Regions from separate parts of the Homo sapiens genome. Here region 1 is linked to region 2. Evidence: read pairs that join two places in POLR2A ChIA-PET (ENCODE). Cell type or tissue: OCI-LY7. All regions are shown on one strand. Links, peaks and the distances in the headings refer to the core of each region. The heading gives the core; the rest is flanking DNA.

Region 1 (5,376 bases), core at 151-5,150, 220 kb after region 2:
GCTCTTTACATACCCAAATCAGAAGTGATGGAGCTCACTTCCGGACGAAGCTCAGGTGGGACCCTTGAGCTTCCCAGACCCCCTACTTCTTAGCTCTCTGATTGGTTAATGGGCCACACCCTTGGCCCAGCCTCAGCCCATTTTCCTGCCTGGCACCACAGGCTGGAGTTCTGGGCAGGGACACAAGGCTGCAGCCTCCCTTCTTCCTGGCAAATTCTCCTGGGGAGGTGGAGCCTGTTGCTTGGATAATGGAGTTGTGTTTCCAGCTCCAAAACTAGGTAAAGAGGACCAGATCCCAGAATTGATAATCTAGATCTGTTCTGTCCAATGTGGTAGCCACTAGCCACGTGTGGTTAGTCAGCACTTAATATTCAGCTAGTCCAAGTTGAGATGTGCTATCAATGTGAAATGCACGCTGGATTTCAAAGACAGTATGAAAAGCAGATACAAACTATCTTATTTATAATTTTATATTGATTACATGTTGAAGTGATCGCATTTTAGGTATGTTGGGTTAAATAAAATGTTATTAAAATTAACTTTACCTGTTCTTTATATATTTTTTTATGTGACTATTAAAATTTATTTATTTATTTATTTATTTATTTATTTATTTATTTATGGAGATGGCCTTGCTCTGTCACCCGGGCTGGAGTGCACTGGCATGGTCACAGCTCACTGCAGCTTTGACCTCTCTGGCTCCAGTGATCCTCCTACCCCAGTCTCCCGAGTAGCTGGGACTACAGGCACATGCCACCATGTCCAGCTAATTTTTTTTTTTTTTTGTATTTTTTGTAGAGGCAGGATCTCTCAATGTTGCCCAGGCTGGTCTCGAACTCCTGGGCTCACGTGACCTGCCCGCCTCAGCCTCCCAAATTTCTGGGATTACAGGCCTGAGCCACCACGCCCAGCCCAAAACAAGTTAAATTATGTGTGTAACTCACATTTATGTCTCATGTTATTTTTCTTTCTGTTGAACTATGCTGATCTAGACTGAACCATTCCCCACTCTCTGGAGGGCAAACCCACAGGGCGATGTTATGGGGAGACTCGGATGGGAGGGACTGTGACATGTGGGAGAAGGATCAATCCAGACCAGGCTGGAGACAGGAGGAATGTGAGGGGGCTGCACAACTAAGCCTGACCAGGCTCCTGGGAAGAGGGGCGCGTGGAGCAGATATTTTCTCCTCCACTCTCATATTTCCCTGTTAATAGACTGTGAGCAACCTGGGAGAAATAAGACCGTGCTTTATTCATCGCCACGCCCTCGGGGCCAAACGCAGCGCCTGCCATAGAGCGAGTGCTTGCAAACATGCACTGAATTAATGAGTGAGTGAGGGATAGAATGGGGAGAGAATCCAGACAGCAAAGAACTGTGCTGAGATGGTGCCAGTCCTGCCTGGATGGTTCCAGGGTGCAGGGTGTTTGGAGATTTTAATCCTTAAATCCTTTAGGCTATAATCTCCCAGAGAGCGGGGTGGCCACACTCTATACCCACATATGCACTTCCCAGTAGCTGGAGACAGCTGGGAACAGGCAGTGAGGACACCTGGGGTCATCACATCCAGCCTCCTGCCCCTCTGAGCCCCTTCAAAGGAGTAGATTCTTCTCCCTCCTGCAGGCAGCCTTGGAGCTCCAGCCTGCTCCTTCCCCAAACACAAACACACACACACACACACACACGCCTGGGAGAAACTTCAGTGGGTCTCTCCACACTCAGGCCAGGATGGTAAAGGTTGCCCAGGCAGCCCAGGGAAGGAGGTAAACATGCAGCTGCCTCCACCTGGCCCGGTTCTGCCCGCACTTCAAGCTGGGGCCCTACCCTTGCCTAAGTCATGGGTCAGCGACTCTCAGGAGCACCTTCCTCACACACATTGACTCAAGGTGAGGTACCACAGGCAAGTTTCCACAGTCCTCACCCTTAGCAAGCCTCTTCTGGCCCAGCAGTGGGCAAGGTAGGGATGTGGCAGCATGGGGAGGACCTGTGAAGGCAGAAAAGACACCACAGTGGCTCACATGGATGCACGGTTAGCTCTGTACTCTGAGAGGCAGCCTATTGTACAACATAAGCAGCAGGGCTCTAGAGTTCCTCCACCTGCCCACCTGCTGTGTGTAACCCTGGGTAAGTTAATCAACTTTTTTTTTTTTTTTTGAGATGGGGTCTTGCTTTGCTGCCCAGGCTGGAGTGCAGTGGCATGATCCTGGCTCACTGCAGCCTTGACCTACCGGCCCCAAACAATCCTCCTACCTCAGCGTCCCAAGTAGCTGGGACCACAGTATGCACCGCCACACCTGGCTAGTTATTTTTATTTTAATTTTTTTGTAAAGATCGGGTCTCCCTACATGGGTCAGGCTGGTCTCAAACTCATGGGCTCAAGGGATCTTCCCACCTGGGCCTCCCAAAGTGCTAGGACTACAGGTGTGAGCCGGCACACCCAGCCCACCACTAACTTCTTTAGACCTTGGGTTCCTCCAAAATGGGCACAGTACAAGTCCCCTGCCCATAGCGTGGTTCAGAGATTGACTGAAAACAAATCAAGTTCTTGGAGCAGTGCCTGGCACCTAGTGAGTGTTGGGCATTGGTGATCACCATGACACAGTTTAGTTCCCTTTGCAGTTGGGGAAATGAGGTTCCAAGAGGATCAATTCCTAGAAGCAGTTATAAAGACAAAACGGTTTTACATCATTCAGATTTTTCTTTAACTTTTTATTATGGAAGTTTTCCAACATATATAAAAGTGGAGAGAGTAATATAATAACCCCAGGCGCTCATCACCCCACTTCACTGATTACCAACTCACGGCCAATTGAGCTTCATCTCTAGCCCAGCCATACCCCCTGGGTTCTTTTGAAGCAAATCTCAGACATCGTACCATCTCATCTGTAACTATTTCAGATGCGTCTCTAAGAGAAGAGGACTTTAACAAATAGCTATACTACTATTATTATGCCTAAAAAACTAACAATAATTTAATATTAAATACTTAGTCACTGTTCCAATTCTCCAGTTTTCTCATTTACACAATTGTTCAAATTAGGATTCAGATAAAGTCCATATACTGTATTGCAAATGATTAATGCTTCTTAAGCCTCTCTCTCTCTTTTTTGTTTCTTTTCATGCCTGGCTTAATTTTTTCATTTTTTGTAGAGACGTGGTCTTGCTATGTTGCCCAGGCTGGTCTCAAACTCCTGGCCTCAAGCGATCCTCCCACCTCAGCCTCCCAAAGCACTGGGATTACAGGCATGAGCCACTGTGCCTTAAGGCTCTTTTATTTATTTATTTATTTTTGAGATAGGATCTCACTCTGTCACCCAGGCTGGAGTGCAGTGGCGGGATCTTGGCTCACTGCAACCTCTGCCTCCCAGGTTCAAGCAATTATTGTGCCTCAGCCTCCCAAGTAGCTGGGATCACGGATGTGCACCACCATGTCCAGCTAATTTTTGTGTTTTTAGTAGAGACGGGGTTTCACCATGTTTGCCAGGTTGGTCTCAAACTCCTGACATCATGTGATCTGCCTGCCTCAGGCTCCCAAAGTGCTGGGATCACAGGCGTGAGCCACCGCGCCCGGCCTTAAGTCTCTTTTAAATTATAGGTCCCCTTTTTCTCTTTTTCCACCCTTACAATGTATTTGTTGAGGAAACCAGGTCATTTTTGCTGTAGAATTTCCCAGAGTCTGGAGTTTGATTGCATCCCTAAATCTAGAGGCTTGAAAATCCTATAGTTTTCAAAATAATGAGCGAGTTCCCTAGCATCTCTGAAAGTGATCATTAATTTTTATCATAAACTTATGGATTTACATACATTTGAAATGTTTCAACACATTGCCATTATAGTTAGGGTATTTTGTTTTTCTTTTTTGTCTAGATGGAGTCTTGCTCTGTCATCCAGGCTGGAGTACAATGGCGCAATCTCGGCTCACTGCAACCTCTGCCTCCTGGGTTCAAGCAATTCTCCTGCCTCAGCCTCCCGAGTAGCTGAGATTACAGGCACCCGCCACCACACCCGGCTAACTTTTTGTATTTTTAGTAGAGACGGGGTTTCACCATGTTGCCCAGGCTGGTCTCGAACTCCTGACCTCATGATCTGCCCACCTCGGCCTCCCAAAGTGCTGGAATTACAGCTGTGAGCCATTGCGCCCAGCCAGTTAGGATATTTTTTAAAAATTGTTTTTCCAGCTTAAGTTTAGGGAGTAAGGGTGATTACAAGGGACAACATAGAAAAATTGAGAGAACTCTGGCTTTGGAGGCAAACAACCCGTGGGTGGAATCCTGGCTCCACCACTTACAAGCTGGATGGCTTTGGTCAAGTTACTTCACTTCTCTTTCCTTCTATTTCCCCACCCCCCGATAAGGAAATGATTAATAATAACTAACATTTCCTGAGTGCTTACTGTCTTCCAGGCATCGTGCTCAGCGTCTTAAAGACATGATGGCAATTTAATCCTCCTATCAGTTCAGTGAAGCAGGAGTCGTTATTATTGTCCCCACTTTAGAGATGAGGAAGAAACTGAAGCACAGGTGGTTGAGCAATTTGTCCAAGGTTACACACCTAGAAAGGGGCGCGGCAGGGACCTGAACCGGGGCAGTCTGACTCCACAGCCCACTGTCCTCTAGCGGTTGTTGTGGAGAAGAGAGAGGGTGATGGTGATGCCCTCCTGCAGGCCCTGATAGATGGGAAGACCAGGCCAGAAGGTGAGCAGGGCCGTCCCTGGCACTTCCCCTCAGGGATGGAGCACAGTCAAGCCTGGCGTGTGGGGGGTGCAACCCCTATTGCAGCTGCAGTCTCTCCCCTTCCCCAGACTCCCCCCTCACCTGCTGTGACCCAGACCCTTGCATAAGAACACAGCTGTTCTTGGTGAGTTCTGTTTCCATTGCCATTATGGTTCTCCTCCTAATTGTTTCATTAATCAGAAAGGGCTGATCAATGCTGGGAGGCCAAGGTGGGAGGATTGCTTAAGGCCAGGAGTTCAGCCTGGGCAACGTAGTGAGACCCTTCACCTCTACCCCCGCCTCTACCAAAAATTAAATAAATACAATTAGCTAGGCGTGGTGGCACATGCCTGTGGTTCCAGCTACTCAGGAGGCTGAGGAGGGAGGATTGCTTGAACCCAGGAGGTCAGGGCTGCAGTGAGCTGTGTTCTTACCACTGCACTCCAGCTTGTGTGACAGAGCAAAATCCTCTTGTAGTTGTGGGTGGGGGGGCGGTAGGCAGGGTGCAGGGAAAGAGAGAGAGAAGGAAGGAAGGAAGGGAGAAAGAGAGAGACAGAGAAAAAGAAAGAAGAAAGGAAAAGAAAGAAAGAAGAAAGGAAAGAAAGAAAGAGACGGAGAGAGGAAAGAAGGAAGGAAAAAAAGGAAGGAAGGAAGGAAAGAGGGAGA
Region 2 (5,376 bases), core at 275-5,274:
AGAATGGAAGTGACTGGTCTGGCAGACCAGATGACACGCTGACTTCAGGCAGCCAACACTGCTGTCCCATGGGCTTACTACAGTCACTTCTGGGGCACATACTTTGGTGTTGACCACAGAACCAGGACCCCGGCTCTGCCCAGCCTCCCCAAGCAACCTCAGGGGCAGGGGAGGATCTGTGGTCTCATTTCCTCTCCACTTTGGCTTCTTTTTTCACTTCACTGAAGATTAGTTATTTCCACCAAGACCAGTTCCTGTTCTCACCAGCTGTAGCAGTTGTTTCCCCACAGACAGAATTAGGAAGCACTGGTGTGGCTGCCACCTGGACTGTCCCAGCTGCAGAACACAGACCCAATGAGTCCTGAGAAAGGGCTTTTTCATCCCAGATAAAGTAGCAGGAAGAAAGTAACGGGCAGGAAGCAATTCCAAGAACTCCACAGTGGATACAATGGCATCCATTTTATTATTTTAACCTTACATAACAGTTACATATGCTTTTATACGTGAAAAATATTTTATAATGAAAAACTATACGAAATGTATACATTTATTACATAGACATATGTATATAATAAATCCCCAACAGAGAGCAAAGAACGCAAATAAAAGATGGCCAAAACACTTAAAATGAAATGTTCAGAGAACTGCAAAGTAAAACAAGATACCATGTCTAATTAATCAAACTGGCAAAGGCTTTAAAAACATTAATTCACTCAGTAACGGTTAGCTTACAGAGAAAGGTAGACACATATACTATCAGTGGAAAAGGTAACTGATAAAACTTTTTCAGAAGATATATGTCTCAAACGCCTTTAAAAACCATATACCCTTTGGCCCAATAATTCCACTTCTAGCAATTTATCCTAAGGAAATAATCAGAGATGGACACAAATATTTATGCACAGGATGTTCAACACAGTGTTATTTGTAACAGCAAAAAAAAGATTTTAGGCTGGGCGTGGTGCTCACGCCTGTAATCCCAGCACTTTGGGAGGCCGAGGCAGGTGGATCACGAGGTCAGGAGATTGAGACCATCCTGGCTAACATGGTGAAACCCCATCTCTACTAAAAACACAAAAAATTAGCCAGGCGTGGTGGCGGGCGCCTGTAGTCCCAGCTACTCGGGAAGCTAAGGCAGAAGAATGGTGTGAACCCGGGAGGCAGAGCTTGTAGTGAGCCGAGATCGAGCCACTGCACTCCAGCCTGGGCGACAGAGTGAGAATCCGTCTCAAAAAAAAAAAAAAAAAAAGAGATTTTAAAAGGGTAAGATACGCTGGACGCAGTGGCTCATGCCTATAATCCCAAAACTTTGGGAGGCCGAGGCAGGTGGGTCGCGTGAGGTCAGGAGTTTGAGATCAGCCTGGCCAACGTGGCAAAAACCCATCTCTAATGAAACTACAAAAATTAGCCAGGCATGGTGGCATGCACCTGTAATCCCAGTTACTCAGGAGGTTGAGGCAGAAGAATTGCTTGAACCCAGGAAGCAGAGGTTACAGTGAGCCGAGATCGCACCATTGCACTCCAACCTGGGCGACACAGCAAGACTCCACCTCAAAAAAAAAAAAAAAAAAAAAGGCAACATAAGGCAGTGATAAAATATTATAGAGTACTATGCAGTAATGAAATCATGATACTGGGCCGGGCGCAGTGGCTCACACCTGTAATCCCAGCACTTTGGGAGGCCGAGGTGGGTAGATCTAAGGTCAGAAGTTTGAGACCAGCCTGGCCAACATGGTGAAACCCCATCTCTACTAAAAATACAAAAAAATTAGCCAGGCGTGGTGGTGGGCGTCTGTAATCCCAGCTACTTGGGAGGCTGAGGCAGGAGAATTGCTTGAACCCAGGAGATGGAGGTTGCAGTGAGCCGAGATCGGGCCATTGCACTCCAGCCCGGGCAACAGAGTGAGACTCCATCTCAAAAAAAAAAAAAAAAAGAAATAATGATACTGAATAATATATAAGCAAATGAGAAAATGCTTAAAATAGTAAATGAACAAATCAGTTTACAAAACAATATACACAGTATGATCCCAATTGTTAAAAAATATATATACACGTACATCAAAGTGTTAATAGTAGATGGTGAGATTATAGGTTTTATTATCTTCTTTACACTTTTCAGTAAGTTCCAAATTTACCTAATAAATATTTATTATTTTCATAATCAGGAGAAAAGAAGCTATTCTCAATCCTCTTCCATCCTTTTAAAAACCTTCTCATACATTATTCCCTCTTTTAAAAACCATTTGGAAACAAAAACAGTTATATCCTACAATCTAGCAAGTTCTATTTTGAGTTTCTATCCCAAGGAAAACTCTAAATATTGAAAATACTTTGTACACCAAGATGTTCATCACAGCATTGTTTATGATGACAAACAGAAGCAAAAAACCTAAATATCTAAGAAAAGGTGTATGGGTAAGCAAACAAAGGTACCTTCACTTGATGGACCATCGTACAAGCATTTAAATGTTTACAGGCCAGGCTTGGTGGCTCTTGCCTGTAATCCCAGCACTTTGGGAGGCCGAGGTGGGCAGATCACTTGAGGCCAGGGGTTCGAGACCAGCCTGGCCAACACATGGTGAAACCCCGTCTCTACTAAAAACACAAAAATTAGCCAGGCGTGGTGGCAGGCGCCTGTCATCCCAGCTATTTGGGAGGCGAGGCAGGAGAATCGCTTGAACCCAGGAGGCAGAGGTTGCAGTGAGCAGAGATTGTACCACTGCATTCCAGCCTGGGTGACAGAGTAAGACTGTCTCAAAAACAAAAACAAACCACTTACAATTACTAGCCTGGGAAAACTAATGAAATAACAAAAGCAAAAAACAAACAAAAAAACTGGATAAAAAACATATATACTGGCAGGGCATGGTGGCTCATGCCTAAAATCCCAATACTTTGGGTGACTGAGGTGGGAGAATCACTTGAGCCTAGGAGTTTGAAACCAATGTGGGCAACAAAGCAAGACCCCATCTCTACAAAAAATGAAAAAATTAGCCAGGCATGGTGGCGCACGCCTGTGGTCTAGCTACTCAGGAGGCTGAGGCAGGAGGATCACTCAAGCCTGGGAGTTCAAAGCTGCAGTGAGGTGCAGTGAGCCATGATCATGTCACTGCACTCCACCATGGGTGACAGAGCGAGACTCTGTCTTAAATAAATAAATCAAATATCAAAACATTGTATAAAACTCTATGCAGAGAAAAAAATATAAAGGTTTTAAAGCACATCAGCTGCATTTGGTAAAGGAACTAAGAAAATATTTGCATTTGGTAAAGAAACTAGAGAAAATATGGATGTTTTTCTTTAACCTAAATCTTTAGTCTTTTCTTCTTTCTGAATTGTCCCATACTTTCTTTAGAGAATAAGTATTACTTTAAGAGGAAAACAAAACAAAACAAAACAAAAAAACGCTGAATCTCCCTCTGGGCAATGAAAACATTCCCAAATGACAGAGTCCACTCCATCAGTCCCTTCCCCACCACACACAGGCTTCCCCCAGACTAAGGCAGGGTCATATCAGAAGGTCAAGGGAATAAGACTCCTCTCTGTGGTCTAGGGTCTTCTCTGTGGGGTCTCTGAACAAGAAGAAGGTTCCTCTGACCAGCTGCTGTGAAAGGCCCTTTCCCTGCCCCCTCCCAAGTTCTATTCTAGCCTGAACTAATTCACCACAATCCTGAGGGCTGGGAAAAAAATTTCCACCATGGTGATTTGGAACCTGATATTTAGTCCAAGTTTTTCCCAGCCCATTTCTGTGTCAAAGGAGGCCCCTCAAAGCCTCTTAGACAACTAGCACCCAGGCCAGCTTAGCTCCCACATCAATGCTACACTTACAGAAAAACCCCCAAGTTGTCAGTCATCACCAGGGAAATGTGAGAGGAGAAACTGCAGCAGGGATAGCTCCTGTCACACAACCCTACCCTTATGCCCTGAAAGCCTCCTCCTAAGGGATATACAGGGCTTTTTCTGGCATCAGAACTTTTAGACTCCATGTCAAGTCTGTAGTAAATCAACAAAGAGAAAAATCAGAGTACAATCACAACAAAGACAGACAGCTATCCTTTCAAAGACCTTAGAGCCCTCTGCCTCCCCTCTCTATGGAAAGTCCAGTACTGGCCAGAATACTAGCTTCTGAGCAACTGAGTTTGGGTAGTAATCTAGTTTGGACCAAAACACACTGGGACTGTATCAGACCAGAGATTGGCTCTCATTCTGGTATTCATAAAGAGGAGCTCCATTAATTGCCCCAACCCCAAACTTCTCAATACCCAACAGAATGGGAAGTGCTACTCAGATAGGGGGTAAGGAAGGATGCCAAGAAGCAGTGTAACACAGCAGCTTCACAACCTTTTTCCCATCGAGGCACACCTAGAAAATATTACTGTTTCTACAGTACATGGGGTAGAAGCTGATCCCATCCAGAGGGGACTGACTGGGAACTTTAGCTGCCCCTAGGAATAAGGGGATCAGTATTCCAGCACATCTGTGATCCATCTGCAGCACACTAGTAGGGAAGCCCTGAATTAAGGCACTGGGCTGGGTTAGGATTCTTGGAATCAATGTTCTCATCAAATCTTCTCATAGCCCTCATCTCAAGCTCTTCAACTTTGGCTGACAGATCATGTGTCTAGAACAGAAGGCTGGGAGCCTGTGGTCTTGACTCAGCACTGATACAACTTCCCCAGCGAGGATACTCTTCAGGGGGTTTTCCACAGACACACTTGGGGCTAAGGAAGCCCTCCAGCTTACAGCAGCAGCCATATTCCGAGACTGGATATACACAACAGGGTAATTGGTTTTATCAGATTTCTAAACTTTAAAACCCCTTTTTCGGAACACAAGTGATCTCAGATCTGAGTCACTGCTGAGAGGTACAAACTTAAAAGCTACCATTTACTAAGCATATAGTAGATGCCAGACTCTGCTAAGTATTTGACTTCCAATTTCATTAAATCCACACAACAACCTCATGTGGCAAATGCTATTATTATCCCCATGTATAAGAGAAGACTGGGAATCAGATTAAGTAACTTGCTTGAGGTCAAACACTCTTCTAACCAAAGACTATGGATGAAACAGTTGAATCCACTCTGACTTCAAAGTCCATAAGCTTAACCAGGACACCACTATGTCACCTCAACAAACCTCCCAAATAGCTTTTTCAAAAAACCTAACCAATTATAATGAAGCTGACAATCTAGGAAAGAAAAAGGTGAGAAAGGAACAGTTTATCTGACTGTTTCACACCATCAACAAAAATAAGCTAATCTGGCCAGGCACAGTGGCTCATGCCTGTAATCCCAGCACTTTGGGAGGCCAAGGCGGGTGGATCACCTGAGGTCAGGAGTTCGAGACCAGCCTGGCCAACATGGCGAAACC

The links. ChIA-PET counts read pairs that join two places held together with the same protein. Peaks named below come from ENCODE experiments on the same cell type or tissue, not always from the same donor. Only the 100,000 strongest peaks of a DNase experiment are listed, where the experiment ranks them.
Region 1: POLR2A ChIA-PET joins it to region 2 with 5 read pairs; 2 of 35 experiments call an interaction of 5 or more read pairs at or near these places.

The regions. Positions count from the first base shown.
Region 1 is chr12:49,916,141-49,921,516 of GRCh38, forward strand. The region is part of intron 1 of LINC02395 (long intergenic non-protein coding RNA 2395); the gene reads left to right. Among named protein-coding and RNA genes, the nearest start is that of LINC02395, 6.9 kb to the left of the region's middle. In OCI-LY7, for the core only: no CTCF peak of the experiment used is centred there; no DNase peak of the experiment used is centred there.
Region 2 is chr12:49,699,162-49,704,537 of GRCh38, forward strand. All of the region lies in intron 1 of FMNL3 (formin like 3), which reads right to left. Among named protein-coding and RNA genes, the nearest start is that of FMNL3, 5.6 kb to the right of the region's middle. RefSeq lists enhancers at 1-36, 57-116, 357-406, 4,755-4,844, 4,865-4,954. In OCI-LY7, for the core only: no CTCF peak of the experiment used is centred there; DNase peaks (open chromatin) are centred at 3,070 and 4,650; H3K4me3 peaks cover 2,213 bases; H3K27ac peaks cover 3,108 bases.